2 separate regions of the Homo sapiens genome follow, and region 2 is linked to region 1. Evidence: chromatin loops called from intact Hi-C (ENCODE). Cell type or tissue: GM12878. All regions are shown on one strand. Each heading gives the region's core, and the rest is flanking DNA. Links, peaks and the distances in the headings are about the cores only.

The links. A loop is a pair of places that touch in the nucleus more often than their neighbours do. Peaks named below come from ENCODE experiments on the same cell type or tissue, not always from the same donor. Only the 100,000 strongest peaks of a DNase experiment are listed, where the experiment ranks them.
Region 2: a loop joins it to region 1, with 3 times the contacts of the local background. A loop is called at or near these places in 5 of 110 quality-filtered maps.

The regions. Positions count from the first base shown.
Region 1 is chr2:170,205,987-170,222,622 of GRCh38, forward strand. It overlaps MYO3B (myosin IIIB), which reads left to right. Exons shown (of 35, transcript NM_138995.5): 4 at 8,393-8,497; 5 at 8,743-8,842; 6 at 11,333-11,409. Among named protein-coding and RNA genes, the nearest start is that of MYO3B, 36 kb to the left of the region's middle. RefSeq lists enhancers at 8,127-8,818, 8,819-9,510, 15,007-16,206, 15,802-16,302. In GM12878, for the core only: no CTCF peak of the experiment used is centred there; DNase peaks (open chromatin) are centred at 6,995 and 8,775; H3K4me3 peaks cover 1,395 bases; H3K27ac peaks cover 2,630 bases.
Region 2 is chr2:170,145,827-170,162,462 of GRCh38, forward strand. No RefSeq gene overlaps it. Among named protein-coding and RNA genes, the nearest start is that of MYO3B, 24 kb to the right of the region's middle. RefSeq lists a silencer at 9,698-9,747. In GM12878, for the core only: no CTCF peak of the experiment used is centred there; no DNase peak of the experiment used is centred there.

The DNA.
Region 1 (16,636 bases), core at 4,818-12,817:
AGCCCATACTCCTTAGCAGGGCATACCTGTCATTCCCTGTCATTGGCCTTCCTCCTCCATCTCCCTGCCCCAGGATTCTGGCATCCTTTGTCCCAACAGTAGTAGAGTATTTAGAACTCATCACACACATGTACCCTCACATGCACATTCCCCCTCATTCTTTCATGCCCCCTACATTTGCACAAGATGTCCCCATGTTCCTTTTCACAGAATCTTCTTTCCCTTCATGTCCACCTGCCCCAAACCCATTTGTCCTTCAAACTCATTGTAAATGTTACATCCTCTGGGAAGTTTTCCTAGACTGTCCCCTCTTTGCCCTCCCTCAGCAGAGTTCACCCTTCCTTCTTTGGTGCCACCACACTTCCTTAGGCACAGCTCTGCTTCCACATTCCACACTATAATTACTCGTATGTCCATTACTGGGCAGTGACCTCTTTGAGGCTAGAGATTGTGTCATATTCATGATTGAGTAATAGGTAATAAACCAGACAGTCATAAACTATTGATAACAAAGAGGTGCCTTTCTTCTCAATAACTGAACTAAACTGGGTTCTTGAGCCCCCAGCCTGACTAAAGGAGGCAACTGATTCTAACCCATTTTGTTAAACTTAAGTCCAGTTGAGTGACTTTGTGGAGTGGCATATTCCAGTATTTATATCCAATTTTCACTGTCCAGTTCAAGGCTTAGTCATTTGGGTACGTACTCAGTTTTTTAGGGCCTCTTCTCTCCCTCTTCCCTCTCCCTTTTCCCTGGGTGGCATCTGGATCTGGGTACAAGTAGATGCTTACATAATGCCATGGTAGTGAGGGCAGAGGCTTCGGAACTGTATTGTAACCACAAAGTCCTTGTGATAATAAAACTGTATTTTCTCCCTTTGGTATCTTTGATGTTCCTGGTCTCTGACACTCCCTCCTATCATGAGGTCCTCATGTCCTTTGTCCTTATTTAAACTCTAACCTTATCCCTGTCCCCAAATAGAGCATGAAGTTCTGAGTGTCTTACAAGTTGTGAGCAGATTGTAGAAAACTGTTATTGTAATCTCAAGCATGGTCTACCTCACCATGCCATACTTTCATTTCACTTGACACAGACACCCCTTGTTATCAAGAGGTCTCCTCTTAGATTTCCAAATGGGAAGAGGATCATAAGAAACTGAAATTTCTATTATCATTACCCGCTTACACAGACACCCCCCTCCCAGAGGGAGCATCCTCATTCTAATCTTGTCCTCTTAATCTCCCCTAACTCCAGTTAGGGGAAAACAGTCAGATCTCCCTCAGAGGCCTATCTAAGGGTTGCTGGCCAAAGGGGCCATCATCCGAGGCTCCAGTTGCATGACCATTTGGAGTTTGATGTCATGAAGGTGAGAAAGAGACAAACTGGGTTATTAGAAAACATGTATTAAAACAAAATGGGGGCAGGGGGTGGGGATAGCTCAAAAGTCTTGAGGCCTTTTATGTTTGCACAGGAAGAGGGAGGCCAAAAGCCCAACTGGTAAAAAACTTTTACCTTTCTGCCATCGTGTCAGGCTTTTGGGTTCCCTTCCCCTGAGCGCAATCCTAAGCCAACCAGTCTAAGGTTTGGGAAATTAACTGTTCCTAGTTTGGAGGATGCATCTGAGGGGAGTGTCCCATAGTACAGAGAGACAATTACCTATCAGTGAAGAGAGGAAGAGAAAGAAAAAAAAAAAGGCTTTTTTTTTTCTCAAAGGATTAGTCTAAAGTGCATCCCAGGGGTTCAGGATGCACTCAAAAGGGGTACAGACTGAAGATGAATGGCTACTCATCTAGAAAGAGGAGAGCAAGGCATCCCTGGTTCCCTTCTCTTCCTAGCAAATACCTGGGGTACATGAGGGAGAGAAAGTGAGTCATTCCTCTTTCTTTTCCTCCATCCTTGTATCCCCAAGTTCCAGTGACTGTGACAGGGTACTGCCCATGGAGTCAAAGCGGCTTTCACCCTTGTTAAAAGGGAGTCTGGGGGTGGGAGTATCCACTCTTACCCACGTATGCCCTATCTCCTCTGCTGTCAGTAGCCTTTGAATTCTCTAGACCTCATTTATGCCACGGGTAGTATCATGACCTTTATCCATGAAATGGGAAGCCTGGCTTAACTGGCAGGAAACCAGTCATGCTCACCTGTGCTATGCCTTTTAACTTCCATTATCATCTACCTCTGGATCCCTCAAATCCAGTTTTCTTTCCTAGGGCTTTGACCTGAAGCTTGGAATTGAGTTTGGGACAAAAATGTGCCTCGGAGAAGGGGTGTTGCATGGACTCCTTATCATAAGCCAAATGCTAAGGTGAAGCTGTGGAATTGAGTCCTCCTCCAACAAGGGAGAGAAAAGGATGTCTTGTGACATGCCCAGATAACTGGTGGCTATAGTTATGCTTGCTAAGATGTAGGTGCATGGGGCTTGGCTTTGGTTAGCTCCCTTGGTCTTACTTTCCCCAGAAGAAAACTCTGGGTGATGGGCACCCTATTTATATCCTATTTATTCCCATCACCTGGCAGTATTTGCAGGATAATTGCTCAGAACTAGAATTTTGATCCAGGTTTTTACATCACCTATCCCTTTTATTCTTTCTAAGCTGCAGCTGGAGATTCCTGGTTGGTTCACAGGAACAAGCAGGGTTAGTCTAAAGGGTAGGCAAAAACTTAAAAACAACTAATGAGTCTAGAATTTAATGACAAATGTATGGTAAGTTTTAAAACATAATTTCTCTATCTCCAGTCCCTCATTTTTTTGTTAAAAAAAAATCAGGACTGAGTTGCTGGCAAAATAGACTTTAGTCTTACACTTGACCTGATTATTTGCATAAAGTGCAGCAAGAATAATTGTTTCTACATAGGCCTTTTAGATTGGCTTTGATGGAACTCTGTTCCTCAAGGAATTTCGGATAAGACCTTTTAAAGCTGAGCACAGCCATGGGTTTGTATCCTCAAATACCTGTGAGTTGGGTGATCCTCTCCTTTTAAGGTCCCAAGATAAACTTAGAGCTCCTGGTCCTGTCATAAAGTAACATTTTTTACTTACTACAGGTCAGGAACCCTATACAGGTACTGCGTAGATAAGGCCAGTTTTCCCAAGGGGCTTTTAGCAGCTCTGCAAGTCGAGCTTGACTCCTTAAAGGGAAGCATACCCTTCCAGTCAAAGCCTTGGTAAAACAGTTTCTCCAATTGCATCATACTGCAAAAGAAAATGGATTCTTATGGCACTGATGCAAACAACTACATTGCTGTAAGTTAAGAATACTCACAACTAGTTTCCAAATTCTGGGGAAGCCAGGCAGAGAGGGACATATATGCTCCAAATTTTGTTCACAGGAGTATACCTTAATCATTAAAGGCCATAAATAGTTCAAAATAAGTTTCCTTGACTCTGAAAAACAAAACAAGGGTCAGCAATATTCCAAGCAAAAGTCAAAAAGATAGCTTCAGTTTTCTATGAGTTCGGTCCATTTAGTTAACTCTTGTTTGATATTCATGAACATTTCAGCTCTTTATGAGTCCTGTACATTTTTCCTTTTTTCCAATGTCACAATCTCCAAAGTTATCAGAAACCTGTATTTGAGAGCACCTGTCAGAGTCCTGTGGCACCTGTCAGAGTCTGGTTTATTATAAACTATCTTTTGAAAAGGACCAAAACAAGACAACAATTGTTGGGAATAAAAAAATTGCCCAGGGTATTTACAGTTAGAAACACAATTGACAAAGAAGTTTGGTTATCTCTCTTCTTCTCAAAGAAGTCTGGTTTACAATAACATAACAACCTTAATTATGATGATAGCATATACATTAGACATTAGAATTTTAAAAATCCCATACAATTTTGGAACACATATTAATATTATTCATCAAAATATAACCTAAATAATATTGAACACCATTTTGGCAATTCCATGTAACTAAACATGTCAAATGATCCCTTTTACCTCTCTTTTGGATACTCCAGGGCCCTCTGTAGCATCCAAAAGCTAGGTGTCAGGAAAGGCAATTTTGAAACTGAAGTTTGATTTTGGGAAGCCTATTAAATATGTTAGTGGTTTAAAACACTGAAATAGAATTCCAGATTACCAAAAGTTATTTATTTTGCCAAACGATGACTCAGAAATTTAAAAAAGCAAAAACCTTTTATAACCCTTTACAAATTTTGCTAAAGAGCAGATTAGTGCCTTAAGAGTACCTTGTTGTGCTTTTATTTCAATGCTCAATTTACAAAAAAACTATATAATACCCTTTTGAATTTAGTCAATCTGTTCACACACTGAATTTTTGCAATATTAATTTTTACAGTCCTTCCATCATTTGTTTAAACTGTCAGCTTTATTTTATCTAATTCAAAACAGTCCTTTAAACCTAGGCAAGAATTTACATTTCCATGCCTTCTTGTAATCTTTTACTAAAAACACATCTTACTGTTCCTACATACCTTGCGTGTAAATCTATTTCCAGTAGTTTCAATTACATGTTATAATGGTAACCCCTAGCAATTTTAAGTTTAATGTAAAACCTGGTAAGTTGTTTTAATTATGTGCTAGGTTCAGGCAAGGTTTGACTCCTTCCAACATAATTAAGGGTGTGGTTAATTCCTTATGTCCCCAGGCCTTACTAATTGTCAAGCTGGCAAGTTGAAAAGTTCTTAAAAACCAAAAAGGCAGTTTATAACCTTAAAACATTTAGCAAACCTAGTATCTGACCTGCATAATTTAGTTCACCTGTGTATATTTGACAACATCTGCATTTTACCAATAATCTTTAAGGCTGTTTTTATTTCTCAAAGATTAAAGTCACATGAACTAAAACGTACCACAGCTTTAATCTTCCCTTTAAAAAAAATTTGATCCAAGCACTTGTCTTCCATTAGACCAATTAATTAGAGCTTTTTTATAGACATCACACACACAACACATATGTAACTACACAGACAGGCAGAAGAAAACCAGCAGCCATAAGATTTTCATTTGCCCATCTCCTATTTGGATTATTGGCCTCTGGGTGGGGCCCTTTAAGAGACAGGGCTAGGAAAACATGCAGCTTTTAAGGCCTAATAAACAGGCATGACTGGGAGGCAAAATCAGAGTTTGAGAGGGATCTATCCACTTTTAATTCCTGGGGTTCCATGAGAAAAACAGGTTTCTTCCCAAAACGGAGTGGTGCCTTGTCTGTTTTTCCCAAGGAGTCCCATGGCCCCAGGAGTTATCTTAGGGCCTGCCATGCATGCACTGAGAGTGGCAAGCCAAATGGAGAAAAATAATTTAGTCAACTGAGGAAAAGCCTTTTTCCAGCAAAGCAAGATACCCAAAGAGGAAAAAGCATAAAGGCCTTTTAAATAAACCATAACTTGGACATCCACTTTTAATTAAACTGAGCACTCTCTAAGAAAATCCTTTTAACTCCCTTATTACCCGATTTTAGCCATGCCAAGCAGCTAGTATTTCTGGCTTTCAAACTTTACTAACGTTAACCTCGCAGGTGAAACCAACAAGCCTCACTTAAGGTTATTATTTCACTGTGAGCGTATGCGGTATTTTCGAAGGGGATAAGGGTAAGCAATTCTTACAAAATTTAGAACCTTTAGAGGTAACCCAGTGAAAGGAAGATGTAAGAAAAAGGCTAAGCGTTGTTCATGGTGGGGAAGAGAATCAGCAAATGGCAGAAGTCACACAGATATTAACTGGAAAGTACTCATTTCCTAAGCCAGGATTGAACCTAGGCATCATTGTGAAATGAAAAACAAAAAGCATTGCCACATGGTTACAGGTCACAATCCCAAGCACACAAAACAAGATGGAGGCCTGCAGCAAAGTTTGCTGTTGGCCATACAGGAAGTCATGCAAAGCACACCAGATTGGCTACAGCTTAAGACCAACCTCACAAATCCTTTTTCATAATTAAAACTTTACAGAAAATATAAACCCTGATAGTTGGGGTCCTGGCCTGGTAAAATGTTTTCTTAAAAAAAAAAAAAAAAGCCAGCTGGGTTCTGTGGCTCAGGCCTGTAATCCCAGCACCTTGGGAGGCCGAGGCTGGCAGATCACCTGAGGTCGGGAGTTCAAGACCAGCCTGACCAACATGGAGAAACCCTGTCTCTACTAAAAATACAAAATTAGCTGGGTGTGGTGGCGCATACCTGTAATCCCAGCTACTCTGGAGGCTGAGGCAGGAGAATCGCTTGGACCCAGGGGGCGGAGTTTGTGGTGAGCCAAGATGGCGCCACTGCACTCCAGCCTGGGCAAAAACAGTGAAACTCCCTCTCAAAAAAAAAAAAAAAAAAGTCTGGGGGAAGAATCTCTTATTTTTATGCCAGTGAGTTTCTCCAACAGGGAGAGAAACTTGGGAGCTGGGGAGCCACCAGTTTGCCCGTCCAGCCGACATTCCTGACCTCCAGGAATGACATTTTAATATGGGGGGGCATAATTTCTCTACCCTCAGAAGAAGTCGGAGGACAAAAAGGCTTAGAAGCCAAAGGAAAAAGACTTTTTGGTTTGCATGTCACTCACCTTTCCTTAAGCCCTACGCCTGGATGCCAAAAATGTTGCAGAACTTTCTCCTTAGTTCCACCAAAACGGGGTTTTTGTCACTTGACCAGGAAAGATTAGATTGGTAGACACATAAAAGGGTGAGGAGCGGAATTTATTGGGAGAAAAGGAAAAAAAAGAAAGAACTCAGCAAAGTGAGATGGAGTCCTGCTAACAGGCCCTCTACCTCACCGATTGATTCCCAGGTCACCACACGAGCTAAAGAGAGCAGGCTACTTCCCTGCATAAGGCGTGAATTCCCCGTGGCTCCACCCATTTCCCCCAGTGCTCGTGTCTGGCTCCAGTCTGCTGTGGGGATGCCCATACAAGCCTAGGGCACAATTGTTGCCTAATCTGCACAAAGCATCTGATGTAAACACTTGCGGGGCAGGTCAGAGATTCTCTGGGGACCCCCTTTTTATCTGCCTAGGCGTTTGGCTATCTCAGTAGCTTTTAGAATCTGGTGAAAGCTCTGCATTTTCTCCCCAGTAAACTGCAAGATGCATATACAGCATGCTGCCTACAATTTCAGGGTATTTCCATGCTCTGCTCAAAACAGTTAAGAACCTTTGACTTAGGATGGCTTGTAGCAAACCCAAACCTGCACGTTGACTTCTGCAATTAGTAAGAGTCATCTTTGGAAATCCTTAAGTTGATGAAAAAGTATTGTAGCAGGACAAGCCGCAGACAAAACTCCTCAGACACCGAGTTAAAGAAGGAAGTGGTTTATTCCGCCGGGAGCATCGGGCAAGACTCCTGTCTCAAGAGCCGAGCTCTCTGAGTGAGCAATTCCTGTCCCTTTTAAGGGCTCACAACTCTAAGGGGGTCCGCGTGAGAGAGTCGTGATCGATTGACCAAGCAGGGGGTACGTGACAGGGGCTGCATGCACCGGTGGTCAGAGTGAAACAGAACAGACCGGGAAGTTTCACAGTGTCTTTTCTATACAATATCTGGAATCTATAGATAACATATCCGGTTAGGTCAGGGGTCAATCTTTAACTACCAGGCTTAGGTCAGGCAGGCCCAGGCCTGGTTTCGGGTCTGGTTCCTAGGCACCGGGCTACCTGCCTTTTGTTTTGCTTTTCTTTTCTGAGTATAAAACAATATAAAACAATATGAGAGGGTCTGTCTCTCTTCTCTCAGTATAACTGCTTTATGTGCTCAAACTTCAGTTAAGATACAATATATGACAAAGAACAAATATGCAAAATAAAATTAGTGTTTTTAATTACAGACAAAAAAGAGAGAAGAGCATAAAGTTGCTGAGAGCCTAAAATTGAACATTAAAAAGTTAATAAATGCACTTATGATGCAACTTCACTCCATAAACTTTATCTGCAATGGCAGTTCTAGGAAGAACTGCTGGTTGGGCTTCTGATACGTGCTAGCACTGGAGAAATCACTGAAATTTATTCTCTCTCAGGTATCAAGGGCATCCATCTTGCCTCTCCCGGTTTTTCCTTATCCTCAAAATGCACATTAAAAACATAGACAATATTCATATAAAGTGAAAAATATCCAATAAGTTGCCATTATTATTTATATGCTTTTTCTTTCCAAAAATATTCTTTGTAAAAAATTTCTAATTGTGCTTTATATTTTATTTTTATTTTATATTTGGCAATTAAAAAGTTAGCATTTTGAACATGCACTTTCACTCATAAATCATCACCTCAAATAAAAAATACATACGCAAAGAATTAGATTAGACTGGGTAATGGAAATGTGAAGTCTGAGTATTCCAAGCTGGAGTTTTGTAATCTGCAAATTTACTACATTGAATCAGTATCAGTCGGCTTTTCTTAATTTCTTTTTCTTTTCTTTTTCACATGTGGTCTCCTGCTCTCCCTGTGTCTGGCACCTCTTCTTGCAGCTGTGTAATGGGGGCTCAGTCACTGAGCTTGTCAAAGGTCTACTCAGATGTGGCCAGCGGTTGGATGAAGCAATGATCTCATACATCTTGTACGGGGCCCTCTTGGTAAGAACATCTATCAAATGGGGTATGACAGCAGATGGGATGGTTTGTTCATTGCTTGGGTCCTTATTGCATATTAACAATGGGGAAACTGCCCTATGATATGCAAGGATTACTAACAGCAGGAAGGTGTAGCCAAATGTAGACTTTCATGAGACTTTTCAATAGTAGGGTAATTGCTTTAAAATAAGCATGTAAATTTCCCCTTTCTCTTTCCTGTTGTTTGGTGGTGGTGGGATGCCATGCAGGGCCTTCAGCATTTGCACAACAACCGAATCATCCACCGTGATGTGAAGGGGAATAACATTCTTCTGACAACAGAAGGAGGAGTTAAGCTCGTTGACTTTGGTAATGACTGCTTGTCGTTTGTTTTCTTGACGTGTGCAGTTTAGCCAAAGGGGACAATTTATTGCAATCTCAGAAGACTGGGGCTTCTCTGCTACACCATAGGCTGAGGGACTTTTCCAGTCAAACACAAGCTGGAGGGGGTGGGGGCTCCAGATGGATCACCCTAGGAGATGCTGTTTGCTAATCTAGTTTCAGCTTTAGAAGCAATTTTATAAAGATTGAAAATAAAAGTGTTTCAAAAGAAGAACTTGATGGAAAAACTTTTCGGTTTTCTGCTAAGAATTTCACATCTCAGGGCAATTGTCTATAATTTACATTTTGTCATTTCTTCTTTTGCATATGAAAAGAGAAAGCAGTTTGGTCTTTCAAATGACTTTCACTAGCCTTAGGCATACTTATTCCCAGGGAGCAGAAGGTAAAATAGTCCTCTGGGCCTGGGAGCTAACATCCTTTTAAATTGTGTTTACTGCTGCTACATGTGAGGCTGGTTGAACTGGAAACATTAACGGGAAATGGAAGTGTGAGAGGAAATGCAGGGCAATATCACCTAAGGCCAGAGAACTATTAAATATCCCCTTGTAATATCATATGTTGATATTCACAAAACAACAAACCATTTGGTTTTTTTTTTAAGTTTATTGAAGGTTTAGTCTTCTAAATGAGTTCAGCAATAGTACTTCAGAGTCATTGTTACAAATAATGAGAAAACATTTAGTGAAACACTTTAAACGTGTTTTTTTAAAAGAATATTTATTGTCTTATTGCTAAGAAAGAGTTCAGTGTAAACATGTATCAGTTTATCACTTGCTCAGAAGAAATTACTTAAAAATAAATGAGGTTGGTTTAGACGTACTAGTCTATTTTTACTGAAACACAAGCAAAGAAAAATAGCAGAGGGAGCATTTTGTTTAAGTCTTATGCTCCTCTTTATAAGGAATGATATAACTCCAATAATATGCTGTGTGTATGACATTTGAATTGTTTTTGCACGTGATTCTGGGGACTGTAAATATGTTGTGAGGGGAAACAGACTGAAAGGATGAGGATGGGGTGGGAATTGATACTGATGTATTCACTCAGCAGCTTTGCGATTTGACATAGAGTAAATGTTCCTAATCTTTCCATTAGAAGGTTCCTGAACTTTCAGTGGCTGCAAAAGGAATGTCTAGAAATTAAAACCAGAAAGGTATAGTTGTTTTTACCAAAATTGTGGTGGAGGACTTGGTAAAATGGGAAATTATCTAGGTCAAATAGACTTTAAAGAGCTTCTTGGCTCTCTAATAAAGAGAATGTCCGCAGTCATCCCCCAATAAACCCACAGATCCTTGGCAAATCTATGCTCATGTTTCAAAGGTGTGTCCTTTGCTAAGAACACATAGTGTTCAGTTTCTAAGTTTTTGTCATCAATGACATTAGTGGCAACCCTTGTCATTCTCTTAAGGTCTATGTGAGACTTCTGTGTGGTATAAAAGAATACCTTATGTGTGTAAAATGCTTTGCAATTTATAAAGCATTTTCACATTTGTTCTCCTATTTGGTCTTAAGAAGAACCCTCCGTGTTAGGTGTGACTGTTGTGATTATCCCTAGTTTAAAGATGAAAAAACTGAGGCTCAAAGGTGAAGCAATCACATAATTAGTAAAAAGCATAATTGGGATGGAAAACATTGATTTTTAATCCTGTGGACCTTTACGCTCTCGTGATATGAAGAAGACAGTTGGTTAAAGGACATTGGAGTTACATTAGAATTCAGGTCCCCAACATTGAGCCCCAGATAATGTTATTAGTCATTTTCTTTTTCCATTTGACAAACACAGCTTTCTTGCCAGGTTTCCAGGCTTCTAGGCAAGATAAGGCACTGAAATCTTTTTATGTCTACACTGATGCTCTGTTACAGATAGTGCAGCCGATCTTCTTTCTCCATAAAATGAAGCCCCTTATTAAGAAAGAAGTCATGTGAAATAATTTGGAAATATAATAGGATGATATTTTGGATTGATCCTAGTTGTTGATATTTTTCTTTTGATTTTTGCAGTGATATAGACAGGGATGTCCATTAGGGAAAAAAAAAAATCCTAATGATTTAAATAGAGTGATAAATGCTCCAGAGTTGTAGTTTGGCAACTACAGCTAGTGAGCCAAATATGACCTACCTCCTATTTTCATATGGCCTATGAGCTAGGAATGGTTTTTACATTTTTAAATGATTGGAAAAAAAAAACCCAAAATATTCTGTGACGTGAAAATTATATGAAATTCAAATTTCAGCATCTATAAATAAAGTTTTATTGGAATGCAGCCACATTCATTCATTTATGTGTTTACTATGGCTGCTTTTGTACTATTGCAGCAGAACTGAGTAGTTGTGACAGAGACCATATGGCCCACAAAGCCTAAAGTACTTATTTGGCCTTTGTGGAAAAAGTCTGCCGATTGCTGGTCTAGCATCATACTTTGCTCACTTTTGAATTCTGATACTCTTTCCTTATAGGTGTTTCAGCTCAACTCACCAGTACACGTCTGCGGAGAAACACATCTGTTGGCACCCCGTTCTGGATGGCCCCTGAGGTAAGCTGGAAATACCTAGTTCTTTCTTTGCACTTGTTGAATGCCTTGGTACTATGCCTTTTTATGGGTAAGTCATATGCTTTGCAGAATTTTTAGGGAGAAGAAAGTCCATTATCCTCATTGAACTTTAAGAGTACTAGTTTGGTCAGCGATGCTGGTGAGATGTAACCTCAGAAAAGCAAGATTAAGTTATAGCTATCCCACAGGGCACCTTCATGCAATTAGAAGAAAGTGTCCCTCCAGAAGATGCAGCCCCCTCCAAGGGCCATGTCTTGGCAAATTCATCAGCCCTTGTATAAATTAGAAAAAGTCAACTTCCCTGGATACATGCAGCCCCAGAGGTATATGGCTTTGTGAAGAGCCAGATTTCAGCACCAACTGGCCTACAGAACTATATGCGGTGGCCCTGGTTGTTTTTTTGTTACCAGATACATAGCAACTTATCTTGTGTACTTTGTCGGCTCTCTGTAGTGAAACATGGGATTTATTCCTAATTTAGGTTTGGCATCATCACAGAACTCTCTGGAAAATGACGCATGTAGAAGTTTGGGGAACCTTCCAGCTAGATGAGTCTTGCTCTGAAACACCAGTGCAGTTTAGTTTTTCAGGTCATTTAATTCCACAGTATGCTGACCTTTGCCTGAGAGCAGCTTTCTGGATTAAACAAATGGGTTCTTTTAATAAAAGGACTCAGATGGTCACCTCCTTAGATGTCTTTCCATCTCTGCATGATGGTATTTCCTCTGTGTGACTGCCAAAGTGGTCTCCTAACAAAGTAAGTGGTTCACACTAATCTCTGCTTAAATTTCTTCAGTGACCTCCCCCGCCTCCCATCATCTATGGCTCTTTCTTTCATACTGGGTAATGGATAGGCCCATTTTAAAGAAAAAGAAAAATGCTGCAATTTCCAGTGTTTACCTAAATCTTAAATATTTCTTAAATAGGTTTTACAAAACATAAAACTAGATATAAACTCTTTGTCATTTTTATTTGCAGAAGTATAAAACCAAAAGGAAAAAAATGTATTATGAAAAAAAGCTATTATACAATGCCAGTAACATTCAAGTAAGCAGCTCTACTTTTATGAGACAAATGATACTGTTTTGTGACTCTCCATTGTCCTTTGCAGTGTGCTTATGTTTCAGGACACAATAGTATGGGTTATTTTCAGTCTGGCACACCTACAACCACGTACCATGCGGCTACTCAGTTCTCCTACTACTTTATTCCATTTCAGCTAGCATAATCTGTTTGTTCAAACAGCACCTCTTTTGATCTCCAACTGTTACATCTGTGTTGGCTTGGTGCCAACTTAATAGTAAACATAATATGAACACTGTGTGACAAATAGTCATCCAGATGATCTAGACTATGTTTTTACTCCTCCTTCTCCCATTATTATTATTATTAATACAATTATCACTGAAACAAAACCAAAAACATAAAAAGTTATCTAGGGACTTTGTGAATCCCACTTTGAGAAGCACTGCAGGATAAAGTCAAAACTTCTTTGAATTTTGAATAAAGCTCTTAATATTCCAGCCCCTATCTATCCAGCCTTGTTTCAGATTACTTCCCCCAATTTACTTGTTCTTAATGCCCCAACAGTAGTGAACAGCAGGTGACTCTCCAAATCCCTACTGATGTGTCTTTCCTTTAAACCCTTGGTGTACTATTATATCATCTGGAATGGCCCCCAGGCCTCTGGAAAATTCCTCCTTAATTGACAAGTCTCAAATGCTAGCTCTGCTGGGAAACATTCCCTAATCCCTTGCCCACATTGAGGCTCCTTTCCCTAAGTTTCCACCACGTCCTTAGACCCTCCCTTAATACAGTATCACCACTGCATTGTAGTTGTTGGCAGGCAGGTCTCCCAACTGGACTCAGGTCTGCCAGGGACTTGGGATGCCTAAGCTCTTAATATAGTGCTTGATACAGAGTACATGCTCAAAAAAATTATCTGTTGGGTCAGGAGCGGTGGCTCATGCCTGTAATCCCAGCACTTTGGGAGGCCGACGCAGGCAGATCATTTGAGATCAGGAGTTTGAGACCAGCCTGTCCAACATGGCAAAACCCCATCTCTACTAAAAATACAAAAATTAGCTGGGTGTGGTAGTACACACCTGTAATTCCAGCTACTCTGGAGGTTGAGGCAGGAGAATTGTTTGAACCCGGGAGGCAGAGGTTGCAGTGAGCAGAGATGCCACCACTGCACTTCAGCCTGGGTGACAGAGTTAGACTCTGTCTCTCAAAAAAAAAAAAAATCTGTTGAATGAATGAATGCATCCATCTGTAAGAAAGCCAAAGGGATAAGATGCACTTGCAGGACAGTTTGAGGACGGCTTCACAACTATTGATATTAGCAAATTTGTCTGTAGATTTAGATCTGTTCTGAAAGGAAAGCATAACTAAGGTCACTCAACTAATATTTGGGGTGATATAACACGGAAGATGGTATTCCTGTTCTACTCTAGAGCAAATTGGTATTTTCAAAATCACAAAATATAATTAAGAGAAGCATTTTCTTGGCTTTGTACATTTATGTATAAATGGCTTTGTACATTTATTAAGAGGTGTTTGTGGCCGGGTGTGGTGGCTCATACCTGTAATCCCAGCACTTTGGGAGGCCAAGGTGGGCAGATCACGAGGTCAGGAGATCGAGACCATCCTGGCTAACACAGTGAAACCCTGTCTCTACTAAAAATACAAAAAATTAGCTGGGCATGGTGGCGGGTGCCTGTAGTCCCAGCTACTCAGGAGGCTGAGCAAGAAGAATGGCGTGAACCCGGAAGGCGGAGCTTGCAGTGAGCCGAGATTGTGCCACTGCACTCCAGCCTGGGAGACAGAGTGAGACTCCGTCTCAAAAACAAAACAAAACAAAACAAAACAATCAAAAAAGAGGTGTTTCTGACTTTCCAACTTTAACTGGATTGAATAAAATATGTGGAGTGTTGACCGGGAGCGGTGGCTCACGCCTGTAATCCCAGCACTTTGGAAGGCGGAGGCAGGCGAATCACAAGGTCAGGAGATCGAGACCATCCTGGCTAACACGGTGAAACCCCATCTCTACTAAAAATACAAAAATTAGCCTGGCAGGATGGCAGGGGCCTGTAGTCCCAGCTACTCGGGAGGCTGAGGCAGGAGAGTGGCGTGAACCCGGGAGGCAGAGCTTGCAGTGAGCCAAGATTGCACCACTGCACTCCAGCCTGGGCGACAGAGCCAGATTCCGTCTCAAAAAAAAAAAAAAAAAAAAAAAAAATGGAGTGTTTCTGTAGGGGACAGTTTATGGTGAGCTTTTTGCTCAGATTCCCTGGAAGTGGTTCCCCTGTTAGCTGGGAAAAGCCAGCACTGCATCCTGCCTGTTGCAGTGGATCAATTGAAAAGTAAGCAGTTTAAGGTATGGACACCTTGACAGCACGTTGCAGGAGTGAATGTCTGACTGTTCAAGTGCAGGATTCTCTCAGGATGTGTGATTGTGTCCAGTATGCTCTGGGACCCAGGCTGTAGCTCTTGGGAATCAGGCCTGCACTATTCTCACATTTTTATTTTCTAAATGGAGAAGCATTTTTTCCAACAAAGTCTCTTTTTGCGCCATAATCCTCCATAGGAATGTCCACAAGAACAACCTTCCATTTTTCAATTCAATTCAACAAGCATTTATATTGTCCATCTGAGCAATGCTTTGGGTCAAGAACAGTCCTTGAAAGTATAATCAGTAATGGTTCAAATTAACACTGTCTTCATATGATGGCCTGTGTGGTATATTGATCCTGATATGCTTTCACTTCTGCTTGTATGAATAAGTGGTCTTTAGATTAAATACGACAATGCACGCAATACCAATGCCAGTGGAATAAGAGCATTGCAGATGACTTGTGCTTTATTTTTAAAATGCAGCTGAGAGATCCTTGATCCTATTTTATTTTTGAGGAATTGAACCAAATTGTTTTTTCCCTTTTTTATTTCCATTTTTATTCCACAAGCTTGAGTAAGTGTAATATTTAATTCAGGTAGCTATTCTACAAACCGGGTAGCTAATGGAATGTGACCACAGTACAATCAAATGTTGATGAGCAGTCAAGACACACAGTTCACTGGGGCACCTCAAAGCTGCAGCATGAAATGACTATCATATTGTCAATACTCCCTACTCATTTTCTCTTACTACCTCATTTGGACACTACTAAAGTTGAAAGATACTGGCAGAGTAGTATCAACTCAGCAGTGTAGGAGAAGAGTTCTGTGGGATGCCCTTAGTGTATTAGAACTTTGAAACAATACTACTGGGGAAATAAATTGCTTGGCATAATAAAAGGGTTAATCTAAAAGTCAAGATCAGTAGAATTTTTTTTTAAAAGATGGGGTCTTACCATGTTGCCCAGGCTGGTCTCCAACTCCTAAGCTCAAGCATTCCTTCTGCTTCAGCCTCCCGAGTAGCTGGGACTACAGGGCATGCCCCAACATGCCTGGCTTAAGATCAGAACAATTTTTTATAAACTAAACACACTGTATGTGAGTAGCATACTGTGACTACAGGAAAGATTATCTTAAGAGAGAAAGAAAAATTTCACATGGAGACTATTTAGGAGATTATCATGAGCAAAATAACTTGAACAATAGATAATTAAGTTTCTCGTATAATAAGATCAGAGGTAGTTTGTTCCGGAGTTTGTTGATTTAGCAGCTCATAATAATAGAGTCATGAAAACTTCCGATTTTTAAATCTCCCTGGCTATGACTGCTGCAAGCTGCATGGCTTCATTGTTCTGGGACTGACTTTAGGGCAGTTATGACAACAGTGCCTGTGAATATCTGAGGGGCAGTAGTGGCTCCAACATGCCAATAGCCACAGGTGAAGGCACTCATGGTGCAACCAAACAGCGAGAAGTTAAAGTGGGTTTTCCTCCTCTCTTGGGGTTGAAGACTTTTCCACCCTATATTTATTTTCCCGGTCTGCTGTAATCAAGTAGTACAAACTGGGTAGCTTTAAACAACAGAAATATATTATCTCACACTTCTGGAGGCTAGAAATCTGAAACCAAGATGCCAGCAGGCTTCCTCTGAAGCCTCTAGGGGAGGGATCTTGCTTTGTCTCTTCCCAGCTACTGGAGGTTTGCTGGTGATCTTTGGTGTTCCCTGGCTTGCAAGCTGCGTAACTCCAGTCTCTGCCTTTGTAGTGCCGTGGTATTTTCTCTGTGTGTCTTCACATGTCCATGACTTCTTATAA
Region 2 (16,636 bases), core at 5,551-13,550, 59 kb before region 1:
TTCATTTGAAAAACTAGAGCCCCAGAATAGCAACAGATGACTCCAGGAATGCCCTGACTTTTGAAAACGTTTGTGGACACTCTGAGCCAGCCGTGAGCTGTGAAAAGACATCTACTCATCTTCCCTGCCTCCTACACGCCCTCTGGCTTTCCTCATTCAAATATAAATTTGCTTAAATGATTAAAGAGAAGTTAACTAAGTAAAAACAGTACCGCTTCCTGTGCAGAAATTACATGCTTGTTTTGATGAGGGCCATTTATTTATTAGATGGTTTGCTGCATGTTATGTTGTCTTTGCAGTCTGCTGAGCTACCTTGATTGGATGCCAGGAGGAAATTATTCCTTAATGTAATTTTATGCTTAATTTATAGATGTAATGCCTATGTTTTTTTATCATTTCTGCTAGCTTTTAAAGCTCTATTAATACTTTAATTATGAGTTTGCTTTGTTTTCATAGCCTAAGGCTATTTGATGGGTAGGCAGATTTTAATAAATTAAATAAGTAGATATGGTTCACTTACAGAGGAAACAAAATAATCAGAGAAAGTAAACTATTTGGAGGAATGACTGTAATCAGTTTCCTAATTTAAATAAAGATCTGCCCACAGTGCAGAGCCTTGGCAATTTGACTAGACCATCACTTTCTGAAATAATGGAGCCTCCACCGCCACCTGCTACTGCTCTTACCTCAGACACAGAAAAACTTTCAACCATTATGTGAAAAAGGAATAAGATTGAATTATATTATATTGTAAGAAGAAAAAAAAAGAAAAAGGAAAAAGTACAGAAACCCTAAGGGCTGGGAATGCTAGCCTTGACTCTTATTAATTGGCTATGTGAACTTGGGCAAGTTATTTACTTTCTATGAGCCTCAGTTTCCACATCTCTAAAAGTTTTAATAATAACCTCTATTTTTTCTGTCTTTGTAGGGCTTTTTTTTTTTTTTTCCAGAGGCAGGGCCTCACTATATTGCCCAGGCTAGTCTCAAACTCCTAGGCTCTAGCGATCCTCATGCCTCAGCCTCCCAAGTAGCTGGGACTGCAGGTGCACACAACTGTGCCTAGCTTTGACAGGGCTTTTATAAGGGAGAAAGGACATAATAGATGTAAAACTGCTTGTCAAACTGTAAATTGTTGTGCAAATATAAGGCAGAGGCCACATGCTGGCAGTCGTGGGCCAAATATTGCACATGTATTTCACTTGGTTTGCACTGTATTTTTAAAAACAGAACTAACATTTAAAAATAGAACAGTTTACATAAATTCTGGATTTCTTACTTCTCTTGAAAAACCAAGCAATGTGGCAACCTGGGCCCCGTCTCTGTGTGGCAGCAGTTGGCCCGAGTTGAATTGTGGCAGCCCCTCAAGAAGGGGCATGCCTTTCCAGTTCTGGTGATCTGTACCCTTCCCTGACAGCTCTCTGACAATGACAGTGGTCTCTTTCACAGTTGATACAACTTGCCTGGCTCATGTGTGCATTTAAATGTGTGATACTTGAGTAAGATATTAGACAGACCGCTTTAATTCTGTGGCAAAACCTTTTGGATTTGTGAAGACAAAGCTAAAGCCCTAGCTTGGACATTTTTCAGCTGGGGCAACTTGGTCAAGTCACTTCACCTTTTTGAACCTTTTTCTTTCTATGTACAATGGAAATATGATAACTACCTCATAAGATTTTGGAAAGGTTTTATATAAGATAAGCACCTCAGCTTATAAATAAGAATGAGTAACACATATCTATTATGTGTTAGTAGATATACAGTTATTTATTACCACAATAATGCTCTGTGTAACAACCATAAAATCTCAGTGGCCTATAGCAATAAGCACTTATTTTTCCCTACGAATTTGTAGGTTGAATGGATGGCTCTGCTGATCTGGGTTGGGCTCTCTTACATGTCTGAGGGCGGTGGCTGGGCATTCTGTTCCATGTGTCTCATCCTCCAGCAGGTTGGCCTGGGCTTGTTCTCATGGCAATGTCAGAGGAACAAGAGGGAAAAAGCAAGAGTGTGCAAGTGCTTTTTCAAGTCATCGCTTGTGTTATATTTGCTATTATTCCAGTGATCACAGTAAATCACATGGCAAAACCTAAAGTTGAGAGTTGGGACAGAAAGGCCCTTCTGCAATGGGAAGGCACTGCAAAGTTACATAGGAAAAAGACCCAAGGAGGGGTGAGGATTTGAGGCCATGCCTGCCATCAATCAGCCACAGTAGGGCAGGCTAACCTGCTGAAATAAATTCCAAAGTAGTTAATAACTGAAATACTCTAGAAGTTAATTTCTTGTTCATTTTAACAGTACAGGTCCTGGTTACTGGGTGGCTCCTTTCATTTCTTAGCTCCATCATCACCTAGATCCCACTACTGCCTATATCAGGGGTTGATAAACTTCTTAAAGGGCTAGGTAGTAAATATTTTAAGCTTTGAGGGCCATATGGTTTCTCTTGCAACTACTCAATGCTACTCTTGTACATAAGCAGCCATAGACAATGTGTGAATGAATGGGCATGGCTGTGTTCCAGTAAAACTTTATTTACAAAAACAGACAACAAGCTAAACTGGCCATGAGTCATAGTTTGCTGACTCCTGCCCCAAGAGCTGCAGGCCTGGTAGATATTAAGTTAATATGCAAGTTAACAGAGAGGACAATTTTACCAAATATTTTGCCCATGGAATAAGAGGAATCTCCAGCTTCCCATCCTGCCCTATCTGAGTCTTTGCTTTCTCTGGTGCCAAAACATTAAGCCAATTCTCATATATGCACATTTTCCAAACAGTTGTTTTCTACTTCAAGATAATAATTTTTTAATTAAAGAGTTAGAATAGGCCAGGTGTGGTGGCTCATGCCTGTAATCCCAGGACTTTGGGAGGCCGAGGCAGGTGGATTGCCTGAGCTCAGGAGTTCAAGACCAGCCTGGGCAACACGGTGAAACCCCATCTCTACTAAAATACTAACAATTAGCTGGGCGTGGCAGTGCTAGTCCCAGCTACTTGGGAGGCTGAGGCAGGAGAATTGCTTGAACCCAGGAAGTGGAGGTTGCATTGAGCCAAGATCGCACCACTGCATTCCAGCCTGGGTGACACAGCAAGACTTTGTCTCCAAAAAAAAAAAAAAAAAAAAAAAAGAAGAGTTAGATTAGCTTAACTGCTTTTTCTTTTATCTCTAAAAAGGCTTCAAGATGTGTAATGGCTCTAACATAATAGAAATGTAGCTCTCCCTCTCCCTCTCCCTCTCCCTCTTTCCACGGTCTCCCTCTGATGCCGAGCCGAAGCTGGACTGTACTGCTGCCATCTCGGCTCACTGCAACCTCCCTGCCTGATTCTCCTGCCTCAGCCTGCCGAGTGCCTGCGATTGCAGGCGCGCGCCGCCACGCCTGACTGCTTTTCGTGTTTTTTGGGTGGAGACGGGGTTTCGCTGTGTTGGCCGGGCTGGTCTCCAGCTCCTAACCGCGAGTGATCCGCCAGCCTCGGCCTCCCAAGGTGCTGGGATTGCAGACGGAGTCTCCTTCACTCAGTGCTCAATGGTGCCCAGGCTGGAGTGCAGTGACGTGACCTCGGCTCGCTACAACCTCCACCTCCCAGCCGCCTGCCTTGGCCTCCCAAAGTGCCGAGATTGCAGCCTCTGCCCGGCCGCCACCCCATCTGGGAAGTGAGGAGCGTCTCTGCCTGGCCGCCCATCATCTGGGATGTGAGGAGCCCCTCTGCCTGGCTGCCCAGTCTGGAAAGTGAGGAGCGTCTCTGCCCGGCCGCCATCCCATCTAGGAAGTGAGGAGCGCCTCTTCCCGGCAGCCATCCCATCTGGGAAGTGAGGAGCGTCTCTGCCTGGCCGCCATCCCATCTAGGAAGTGAGGAGCGCCTCTTCCCGGCAGCCATCCCATCTGGGAAGTGAGGAGCGTCTCTGCCTGGCCGCCATCCCATCTGGGGAGTGAGGAGCGTCTCTGCCCGGCCGCCCATCATCTGAGATGTGGGGAGCGCCTCTGCCCTGTCGCCCCGTCCGGGATGTGAGGAGCGTCTCTCCCCGGCCGCCCCGTCTGAGAAGTGAGGAGACCCTCTGCCTGGCAACCGCCCTGTCTGAGAAGTGAGGAGCCCCTCCGCCCAGCAGCCGCCCCGTCTGAGAAGTGAGGAGCCCCTCCGCCCGGCAGCCACCCTGTCTGGGAAGTGAGGAGCGTCTCCGCCCGGCAGCCGCCCCGTCCGGGAGGGAGATGGGGGGGTCAGCCCCCCGCCTGGCCAGCCGCCCCGTCCGGGAGATGAGGGGCGCCTCTGCCTGGCCGCCCCTACTGGGAAGTGAGGAGCCCCTCTGCCCGGCCAGCCGCCCCGTCCGGGAGGGAGGTGTGGGGGTCAGTCCCCCGCCCGGCCAGCCACCCTGTCCGGGAGGTGAGGGGTGCCTCTGCCCGGCCACCCCTCCTGGGAAGTGAGGAGCCCCTCTGCCTGGCCAGCCGCCCCGTCTGGGAGGGAGGTGGGGGGGTCAGCCCCCCGCCTGGCCAGCCGCCCCGTCCGGGAGGTGAGGGGCGTCTCTGCCCGGCTGCCCCTACTGGGAAGTGAGGAGCCCCTCTGCCCGGCCACCACCCCGTCTGGGAGGTGTACCCAACAGCTCATTGAGAACGGGCCATGATGACAATGGCGGTTTTGTGGAATAGAAAGGGGGGAAAGGTGGGGAAAAGATTGAGAAATCGGATGGTTGCCGTGTCTGTGTAGAAAGAGGTAGACATGGGAGACTTTTCATTTTGTTCTGTACTAAGAAAAATTCTTCTGCCTTGGGATCCTGTTGATCTGTGACCTTACCCCCAACCCTGTGCTCTCTGAAACATGTGCTGTGTCCACTCAGGGTTAAATGGATTAAGGGCGGTGCAAGATGTGCTTTGTTAAACAGAGGCTTGAAGGCAGCATGCTCGTTAAGAGTCATCACCACTCCCTCATCTCAAGTACCCAGGGACACAAACACTGTGGAAGGCGGCAGGGTCCTCTGCCTAGGAAAACCAGAGACCTTTGTTCACTTGTTTATCTGCTGACCTTCCCTCCACTATTGTCCTGTGACCCTGCCAAATCCCCCTCTGCGAGAAACACCCAAGAATGATCAATAAAAAAAAATAATAATAAAATAAAAAATAAAAAAAATAAAAAAAGAAAATTAACTTTGGTACCAGGTACAAACCAGTCTGGGAGCAGATCAGCAAAGAAACTCTTGAAATAAACGGTTAAGATAAAAAGGAGTAACAAAGGTGTAATACCAACGCATCGGCAGTGGCGCTGACCTTAGGAGGCTTCCGACAGTCAATCACAATACTTCAGGACCTATCAGAGGTAGGATCTAAGCCTCCCAGAGTCCCCGCATGCCCTTGTCAGCTTCCCTGCTCCTCTCCTGATGCTTCCTGGGATCACTTCCCAAATAAATTACTTGCACTTAAAAAAAAAAAAAAAAAAAAAAGAAATGTATGTGTATAATAGTTAAGGCAGGTGTTCCTGATCAGTGACTGGCTTTTTTCCACAAAAGACATTCAGGGACCTACTTCCTTGCCCTCTTGGGGCTTCGCCATCCCCTCATAGCTACTTCTTGAAAGCTTTGGCATAAATGGCACACATTACTTCTCACTTTCCATGGAGGAGAATGTTGATATATAGCCACATGGAACTGCAACAGAGGCTGAGAAATCAGTCTAACCACATATGCTACAAGCATGTTCCTATGCAAAGAAAGAACAGCTTCAGATGGATAATTAGTGTTGTCTAATGCTTACAGAGTCACAAATATCCCAGTACCTAACATAGTGCCAGGTATGGAGTGAATTGTTAAGTATTTATGGAGGAAGGAAGGGAGAGAGGGAGGCACACCAGTCCGGGTGTATGGCCTAACCATTGACAGGCAGATGGGACTGTCTGTGAAGGATCATGCAACCCCATCTTGCCATCTGAGGTTTAATCTTTGCAGTACTAAGTAATTGTTTGTGTCCCTTGGATTCTGTAAATGTTGTACTACAACTGTACACATGTCCTCTTTGACTTTTATAGGCCTGGGGGAAGAAAATTAAACATTCTTCATTTTACTTAGGTAATTAATTCATTCCTTTTGTCACTTATATGTAAGTCAATGGGAAGGAGGAAACAATATAAGAGTAACTGGAACACAACCTTCCTAAGCATATAGGCTCAGAGTTGTCAGAATCATCTCACAGAACAGTGAGAGAACATGCTCATGTTTCTCTGAGCTCTCTTCTGCCTTTAAGGTGTATCTTAAACGGACTTTATAAAGGTCATCTTCATTACAGGACTTTGAAGCAATTCCGAATGGCACTCTCTAGGTGCTGCCTGTGTCTGGCTGAGGAGGAAGACTGTGCAGTTACCTCCCTGGCTGCACATATGGCGCCTCTCTGTTCAGTCACCTCTCACCACCCTCTGCTGTTTTGGTGACCGTGTGGGGAAATTCCATGTTGGAATCTGAAGAAATCCACTTTACCATTGAGGACAGTGCTAAGGGCCCAGTGGCTGAGGGGGAAATCCTTGGGACAATGTTGAACACAGTTAATGCAGGGAGGGAAGAGAAGCCTGGCACTCATGGCTACCACTCTGCCTTACTCAGAAGGTGAAGAAGAGAGGATGAGTAGAGAGGTCTACTGGTGGAACAGAAATGATGGGGAATGGACTGGTATCTGCTTTAGGGCCCTGTGGAGCTGCAAGGCTGGTTCACGCTTGCCCCAATGTACCTACCAGACTGAGGGTCTGAACTGCCATCTTAACCTGACTCTTTCTCTTGGAGGGACTTCCAGTGGTGGGTGTGTACAGTCTGCTAGACACAGTGCCTAACCAACCATGAAAGATGGCTTGGCTGGGATTCCCAGCAGTGGACTGGGGTGACTTCCTAAAACAGAACACAGGCTCCACCTCTAAGCAGGGTGTGGGAGTCTAGACAGGAAGGGAAAATAAAAATTAAAAAAAAAAGATTTCTCAATTATATCATATCTGGCCCAAATGACATAAAACCAGTCTAATTACTTGAGATACATGGTCTAGGAAAGAATTTAATATTTATCAGTCTAGTACTACAAGAGAAAATTTATTTTTGAGCATTTGATACTTTGACATTTCTGGATTGAGTCGAAACAATAGGCCACAGGCTCCTTTTTCTTCCATTCCATGTCATTCCATTTCATTCCGCTATATCTTTTTTCCTTTCATAATATTAGCGCATACTTAATGTTTCATAGTGTGCTTGTGTTTTTCTGCTTCAAGTGGAATATTGCTTAAGTTGTAATCACTACAGCAAGCACTGAAAAAAAACTATACAGGGATATAGTAAGAAAACAAATACATTAAATAGAATAATAAAAAAATGCTTAACCCAAAAGAAGGCAGGGAAAAGGAAAGTAATTCCAGTTAATACTAATTAAAAGCAGAGATGGTCAAATAGATTTTTAAAAAGGATCCAACTTAGAAACAAACAAAACAAATAAGATGGTAGAACTAAATCCAAACTGATCAATAATTATATTAAATGTAAATGGTCTAAACACACCAACTATATGCTGTCTACAAGAAATTTCACTTCAATCATAGTTATACAGGTAGAGGACAGGAAAAGATTGCACTGTGTCAATTTTTTTTTTTTTTATGCTGTGTAACCGATTACTACAAGTAGTGGTTTAAATGCTATGTAACAGGTTACTACAGATAGTGGCTTAAATGCTGCGTAACAGATTACTACAAGTAGTGGTTTAAATGCTAAGTAACAGATTACTACAGGTAGAGGCTTAAATGCTATGTAACAGATTCCTGTAAGTAGTGGTTTAAATGCTATGCTACAGATTACTACAGGTAGTGGCTTAAATGCTGTGTAACAGATTACTACAAGTAGTGGCTTAAAACAACACATATTTATTATCTCAGGGGTCAGAAGCCTGGGTATGGCTTAGTTGGTTACTTTACTTCAGGGCCTCACCAAGTTTTAACCCTCAGGGTCTTGGATGAAGCTGTGGCCTCATCAGAAGCTTGGGGGTGGATGATGGTGGGGGGAAGTGCAGAATCTGATTCCAAACTTCCTCAGGTTGTTGGCAGAATTTATTTCCTTGTGGCTGCAGGACTGAAGCATAAGTTTCTTATTCACATACATTTGTCAATGTAGATGAAACAGACTAGGTCCTCAGAAAACCAGAAGTTACCAAAACTAACCCAAGACAAAATAGATAATCTGAATGATCTTATAATTATCAAAAGTAATTGAATCCATAATAAAAAATCTTTAAAAACTAGAGTTTCAGTAAGTCTATCAAATATTTAAAAAAGAAATCAATCCTCAACAATTTCTTTCAGGAAATAGAAGAGAAAGAAATACTTCCCAACTCATTTTATGAGGCTAGCATTACACTGAAAGCAAAACTAGACGAAGGCAGTAACAAGACAAGGAAACTGCAGGTCAATATCCTCATGACCATAGACACAAAACCCCCCAACAAATTATTAGCACAACAATCCAGCAATATAAAAAAAGAATACTACGCCACAACCAAGTGGAGTTTATCCTGAGAATGCAAAAATAGTTCAGTCTGTGAAAATCAATCAATGCAAGTCACCCTATTAATAGTCAAAAGAAAAAGCACATGATTATATCAATTGATGCAGAGAAAGCATTTAAAAAATTCAACATTCACTCATGAAAAAAAAACAGCGAACTAGGAATAGAAGGGAAATTATTATTATTTAATTATTTTTGAGACAGGGTCTTGCTCTGTTGCCCAGGCTAGAGTGCAGTGGCATAAACATGGCTCACTGCAGTCTTGACCTCCTGGGCTCAACCAATCCTTTTACCTCCACCTCCCAAGTAGCTGGAACCATAGGTGTATGCCACAATGCCCAGCAACTAATTTTTTAAGAAATTTTTTATAGAGATGAGGCCTTGCCATGTTGACCAGGGAGGTCTTGCACTCCTGGGCTCAAGCAAGTTTCCTGCCTCAGCCTCCCAAAGTGCTGGGATTACAGGCATGAGCCATTGTGCCTAGCTGTGGCTCATGCCTGTAATCTGTAATTCTTAAACCTGATAAAGGATACCTACAAAAAGCCTTGAATGTGGCAAAAACAACAAAGAGTTCTCAAATGCTGGGCAACACTGCACAGTACAATTGCTTTCCTTGTCCTAGTGTAGTGCAGCAATAAAATCCCAAGGCATCACCCTTTCCAAAATTGCGCTTATTGTTCCTGATAGTCTAGTGACCAGCAGTTGGCGAGAACATGAGTGCAACAAAAGTGAGCTCTGGATCTTTATTATGTAGCACTGGGATCGGGACTGCACACTCTGTGTCTTACTGTGACTACATCGTGCAGAAATGGGGTGGTGAAAAGAACATTAAGTTGGTGGAGAGGCACTTTGCTGAACAAGGATATAGGCGCTGATAACAAGGCTGTGCATCAGGAAGCTGGCAGTTAATCCGATCTTGGGCGCCTCCTGGGAACCAGAGCCAGCAATCAGCATCACGCAGAAAAACAGCAGGGATCTGGAAATGAGATTTCTGAAAGTCAGGAAGTTGGCAGTTGAGTCAGAGCTGCAGAACCAGCTGGAATAAGAACCTTTAGCTATCAGTACCAAGTAACAAAGCAGCAAGGAAGAGCTCACTAAAGGGACCATGGAGAGTTTTTTTCATTGTTTTTTTTTTTTAAATGAAGGGACTCAGAAATAAAAAACTTTGCTTAATTATTGTTACAGCCAGCCAGAGATTCGAAACAGCAGAGTCATAAAGAGAAATGTCTCATGAAGGTTATTCTCTCATGCAGACAAGTGCACTTGAATTTGTAGTCAGACACTTCTGCTTTTGAGCTTGTTTCTGTCAACCAGACTTTCCACACTTTCTTCTTAATGACTGGAACTTCTGACTTTCCCAAGCTTTTCCATGAGAAGTTGGGTCTCTCAGTCAGTTCAAGCAGAAAAAAAAAAGAAAAGTTTAACAATGAGGCAAAGTTGGAAGTATAATTTCAGGCGTTCTAATCTTCAGCACACACTTAAATTCCTGTCCTCCTCTGGAATTGCTAACAGAATGCGTCAGTTTAATTGCTCAAAGAATGTGTCAGTTAAAGCTTAGCTTAACTATAGTTCTGAAGTTGAGCTGCTCTGGTTCTCAAGATGCCCTAAGCAAAGAAAAGTACAGAATTTTGCAGAGGCAAAGAAGTGGTACGGAAAAGTCTCAGAAACAAGCCAGCTCTTCCTGGAAAGAAAAATCACTGGGTCTCTCGGTGGCCAACAGCAGAACTCCAGCTTTTTATTTGAGACTCACAGCCTTCAAAGCAGCACGTGTGATAGAGAGCACCCATTATGGACATCCGACGACCTGGGTTCAGACCCACATTTGCCCCTCTGAGATAGTGGTGATGGTGGACTCTTGATTCAGGCAGTCTGGATTCAAGGGGCAAGTCTGATATTTTCTTATTGTTGACCATGAGCAACTTAGTTCACCTCTTTGTGCATCAGTTTCCTTATCTATAAAACGAGATGATAAGCATATCTACCTTATAGAGTTGTTGTGAAGATTAAATGAATTCCTACTGCATGTGTAAAACGTCTGGAACCATACCTAGCTCATTGTAAGTGCTATATAAACGTTTGCTGTTATTATATACTAACTAGGTACTAGGATAATTTACCTGTCTGGTTTCAGCTTCCTTAGCTGTAAAGCTAGAGTGCTGGTTCTCAAAATGTGGTCTGGAGACCTCTAGCATCAAAATAACCTAGAGTATCAGTTTAAATAAAATCTCTTAGAGCATGGCCTGGAAAGGAGCTTATAAAAATGCTTTCAAAGTCATTCTTATGCATGTTTATCTAATCATAGGAGAACCCACATAATTAAATGAGCGTTGAGTTCATTCTAACTGTTGGCATTGAGTTGCTTTGGGAAGAAGAGAGAAATTATGCCCTGAGAGGCACAAGCACTGACCCTCTGACAAGAGAATGGAAAGCCGAGCCTGAGCTGTAGACAGGCAGTGCCCATCTCAGCAGTGAGTGGGAATCATGGCCTGGAGATGGGTGAGTCGCCTTTTTCATAAATGTCCATGGACTGCTCATGGAATGACCTGATAAAATTCTCCTTCCCAGTTGTATGGACTGAGAGTGAGCCCTTGAATCTTTGTGGCAATAAACAAAAAAAGTAACTTGTTGGAAGTTGGAACTAACTTCTCTGTCTTCTGTGCTCCCATTCACATTATTTCTATCCTATTATAATTCACATCCTACTGTATCACAGTGAAGTACTATGTGTATCTCCTCCTGAAACTATGAGCTTCTTAAATATAGAGGGAATACCTATATTCCCTCATCATTGGATTCCTCTCTTCCTCCTCCTTTGCCCTAACATTTAGCACAGTGATTTGCATGTGGTCGTTCTTTAGTAAGTGTTTGTTGAATGAATCAGCAGAAGACCCTGTTTGAACTGAGTCACTGGGATGGTGTTTACAAGTCTGTGATCCCAGGCAATGTACACTGTAATCGATGAGACCCACAGAAACAAAGGCAGTGGAAAAATCCTGCCTCCATCACAAAGGCCTTTGCAGTATTAATACAGTGGAAGATATAAATCTTAATTAGTAGCAGGAAAAAGTGATGATGTATCAAGGTTCTCAAAATGTCAGCTGGTGGCTGCTCAATCCATTCATTTATAGCTGCTAACCATAGCACTGTGATACTGAAACCAATACTGCTAATTAAAGGTGTAATGACAATCAGCCAGCTCACTGTTAATTGATTCTTAATACTTCAATTACTTGTTTTTATGCCAGTCGAATTTAATCAAAGGAGGTCAGAGAGTCATACAAGGCTTATAATTTTTAAATGATTTGCATACATTAACTTTTATGGGCATCATTTTCAAAAGTCAAGTGAAAAGATACCTATATTCATATATACTTTACTTGCTCATTAAAACTTTTGGAAAATAAAGTTAATCCATGATGACAAATAGATATAAATATTTCAACAACAAGGGGGAAATTTTGTTACACCTTAGACTTTGGTTCTATATTCTGTTTCTTTATCCTCTGCTGGAAAATAACCCCTGGATTTTTAATAACTTAAGGAAAACTTTCACTTGGGGCCCATTCTCCATCATCTTATTTTTCGCTTCTTGTTGTTGACAAGTTTTGAGGGGAAAGTGGTTTACAGATCCTCTGTAACCCTTACAATGTGGCTTCTGCCTCCTTTGCATATTTGAAAGCCACCATTAGCCTTTACCAGCTTAACTCAAATGGCCTTTTCACGGTCCTCGGTTGTCTTGTAGACTTTAATACTATCGACCACTCTTTCTTTGAAACTCTGCCTTCCTTGGCTAGGATCTCCACTAACCACTCCATCAGAAATATTTTCCAGAAGGAATTAAAATAGCCTGCAAGATAGGCAGGGAATATAAGCATGGAGGCTTACTGGGCTGCAGGAGGCAAGGAAACCCTGGGACAAGAAGTGGTGGCTCCTTCTCAGGAAAAGCTCAATGACCAGCAGGTCAGAACACCCAGACCAAGAGGGATTGGAAAATTCTACTCCAATTCTAGGCCTGTGTTCGTATTGAAGGGGGCAGGCTGGGAGCACATCTCTGGGAGGGTGGGATGCAGATTTTAGGTGCAGAACAATGCTGTGTTGAGTCAAGTCCTTTAAAGAGAGGACCACCAGGGATCCGGTCCACCCTTGGAAATAGGATTGGCAGGAGAGAGAGAAAGCAGACCCCAGGTGGCTGTCTGGGGCACAGGTCTGGGCTTTTCCTGGGTGGTGGAGGTGAGACAGCTCCTCATCTGGAGTTGACTGGAGATTCCCCATGTGGTGTAGATGATATGCACAAAGCCACTTTGCCAAACTCCTCTTTTGACATTTGGGTGTTTTAAAAAAAAAACCACTGTTTGCCAGCTTATACCCACAGTTTGCAGACGGCATCCATGACTACGAGAGGCTGGGGAGGGAAAGAAACTCCCATAATCCCTCTCGGTCTCTTTTCCCATTCAGTCTCCATCCATCTTCCCCAACCCTGATAGTCTCTGGCGATCTCTTGGTGATCTCACCTCTCATAACACCAGCTGGGGAGGCAATGAGCTGTGAGGATTGAGGCCTTCAGAGTTAGGCAGACCCAGGCTGGAAAAGCTGCCTCTTACTCATCCTTCCTAAGCCAGTTTTCTCATCTTTAAATGGCCTTGTTGGGTTGTTGTGAGAATTATATAAAATAAAGCATGCGAAGAGCCCAGCACAGTGGCAGTCACATTGCTGTTTTCCTGATTATTTCAAGCTCTGCCTTCTCTCCATCCCCAAATCCAAATTGTCTAGCCATGAACTCATGTCCAGGCTCTGGGTTCCACACCTCCAGTGGCTTAAAGACATTGAATGGAAGGCTTTCTCCTGTCAGACACTGTGCCAGACTCTTGATTTACATCACCTCAGCTATTGGAATTGTTCCCATTAGAGATGGAGAAGAGGCACAGAGAGATTGTGAAACTTTCCCAAAGCCACACAGCCAGATTCAAACTGAGATTTGTCTGACTTCAAGGAGCTCATACTTTTTGGGTCAAAATTTGGACTCATTATCCCTGAGTAGACCTGCTCCTCACCAGGGGAAGCATAAAAATTAAAAATTCCAAGTCCCTTTGAATTTTCCTTTCTTATCACCCCTAGCCCCACTCCCTATCCCCTCTCCCTTGCTGTCCTCCCCCACTCATATCTAACCAGTCATTATATTATCTATTCCTATTCCTTATTCCTCCAGTGTCCTTCTCCCCTCCTTCCACCATCACCCTGACTCAGTTCTCAAGCCCTGGGTGGGGACTCCTGACCTGCTTCCAGGAGGCACATTCTGCCCTGGTCTTCTTTGTAGGGTATAACATGGTGCTGAGCAGGACAGACCTGGGAGCCTGACTGCTGGCTGCAAATACTGGTTCCATCCCTTATTAATGGTGTGGCCATAGGCAAGTTACTGTAACCACTCTGTGCATTAGCTTCCTAATACCTACCTCAAAGGGGTGTCATGAAGATGAATTGAGTTAATCTTTAAAAAGCACTTGGAACTGCATCTGGAACACAGTAAGCAGTATATACAAATAAACCAATTGCAACCAGACCCCTGGTCCCAAAATGACAATTTTATTTGAGATTCTCTTAAGAAACTTCTAAACCCCAAAGAACTGAAGTCCAGGGTTGTGCCAAAACATCCACCCAGGCTGATCCCACTGCCTCCTGGAGAGCCCCTATGCTGGTTCTCTTGTTTGCTTTCTAGATTCTTGATTTAAGCCTCACATTCCTGCTTCTCAGCTGTGCAGCCCTCTCCTGTGACTCTCAGTCAGCTTGCAGGACCCCTTCAGGACTTCCTCCTCCAGGCAGTCTCCCCAGCCCACAGTGATGACCCCTGCTTGAGACTGGGAGTTTCTTGCACTTATTATTTTGTACTTAATTGCAACCTGCCACGTGATATTTGTTATATCGCTTTTTTTTTTTTTTTTGACATGGAGTTTTGCTCTTGTTGCCCAGGCTGGAGTGCAATGATGTGATCTTGGTTCACTGCAACCTCCGCCTCCTGGGTTCAAGTGATTCTCCTGCCTCAGCCTCCCAAGTAGCTGGGACTACAGGCATGCGTCAGCCTGCTCAGCTAATTTTGTATTTTTAGTAGAGATGGGGTTTCACCATGTTGGTCAGGCTGGTCTCCAACTCCTGACCTCAGGTGATCCACCCACCTCGGCCTCCCAAAGTGCTGGGATTACAGGTGTGAGCCACAGTGCCTGGCCCATAATGCATTCTTATACATTTTTATTTAACTTGTAACAATACTTATGCTTTGTCTACACAACTTAATTATAAGCTTCATGCCAGTAGAGACTTTTCCTTTTGCCTCTTTGTTTTCTCCACCGTGTCTAGGATAATATTTTGCACATGAGATACGTTCCCTAAACATTTGCCAATTGAATCATAAACCACTTTAAAACAAAAATAGCTGACATGAGGCTAAATATAACAAAATTAAGTGTTACTTGGTTTCTTAGTTTCATTTTGCAAATTTTTGTTTCATTTTGAAAGTTTGGAAGTCTTTAATTAGAAATGCATTTATCCTACATGGTACTTTGAAACCAAAGATGTTAGAGTGACACCACTTTATTGTTTTCTTGAAGTGTTAAGTGATGTGTAAATAGAATATTGTTTGACTAATTTTTTTTTACATTTGTATATTTTAAGGTATGGGGAGGGTGGTTTTTGAAATACGGCTAAAAGTCAAGTGAGAAGAATATACATTATCACCTAATTTAATTTTAAGATTAGACTGAAGCACAAGAAACCTCAGCATCATTTAGTTCTCCTTCATGTTGTATGGAACCAGTAATCTAATACCTATCCTGAGAATCTGTCGGCTTCTCTCTTTCTTTTCTCGCCCTACTCTAGTAATTATTTTAACTTTCAATATCCCTTCACGAGTAGGTTTTTGTCATTTTGAGATACCCCCACATCTTTTCAATCAAAAGGCAGAGTGGGAGGAGAGGAGGAAAAAGAGGAGGAAAGAAGTACAGCTATTTTTTATGTCTAGCACAACTCTCTAATATTGCAGACAGGAACCAAGTACTTTACTGGTGCATGTCATTTATTCAGTCTTCTTAATCTTCTCTTTGTAGTGAAAAATCCTAGATTCTTGAGCTTTTCTCAGAACGTATTTATGACTTTAATCATCCGGGTTGCTCTCTTTGGAACCTTTTCCAGTTTCACAATAAAAACAATTTAACAGAGTTTCTGAGCCCTAGTGTTTTTTCTTTAGAAAAAGAGCACTTGCTTCACTGGAATTTATCCTCCTTCCCTTTCTTCCCCACTTCTTCACTTTCTTTTTAGTGTAAAGCTGAATTATACGAGAATTAAAGAAGTCATTTGCTTCTGTTCATTCTTGATCTGTGTGTGTGTGTGTGTGTGTGCGTGTGTACAGTCTTAGCTCAAAAGAACAAACTTTAGCCAATAAGTTAAGCCAATAGTGAGAAATATCTCAACTCCCCTCCTGGACTGGGGCTTGAGGCTCTTGGAGCCTTGCCTGATGGAGAAATTTGAATGAGCTTATGGTGAAAACATGGCTTACAGTATGTGGATCCTAAAGCCCTTTCACCCCATCTCCTCTAGTGAACCAATGTTGTTTTTGCCCACTCAACATCCTTTCTCCTTTCCTCTGGGAGAGGAAGGCGCAGGAGTCCCATTTCCCATGGGGAGTCCTTGTGGCTTGACTGGGGCAGACACTGCTCACATCTCACAGGAGTAGGCAGTGACTCCAGCCTGGCCAATCAGAGAGCTCCATTTCCCAATTCGCAGTGATTGGTTCAGGGCTAGACACATGACCAAAGCCAGATCAGTTGGAGTTTTCCTTGGGACACTTCTTTTTGTGCTGTTCTGCCAGTGGAGGGGACTAACTTTATGGATTAGCAATCTTGGGTTGCTGTGGCCACCTTGTTTCTCAGGTGGAGAGAGCCTGTTAGAAAGATGGGGAGAGAGAGAGAGAGAGAGAGCGCTCTGATGAAATCCTGTGAGTGATGCCTGAAGTCAGTCAGTATAGCCCTGGACATGTCTGAAATATGAGTCAAGAAACCACCTTTGGAAAAAAAAAAAAAAAAAAAAGCTGGTTTGAGACATGTTTTTGTCACTTATACACAGTTTCTGACTAATACACTTGTCATTTTAT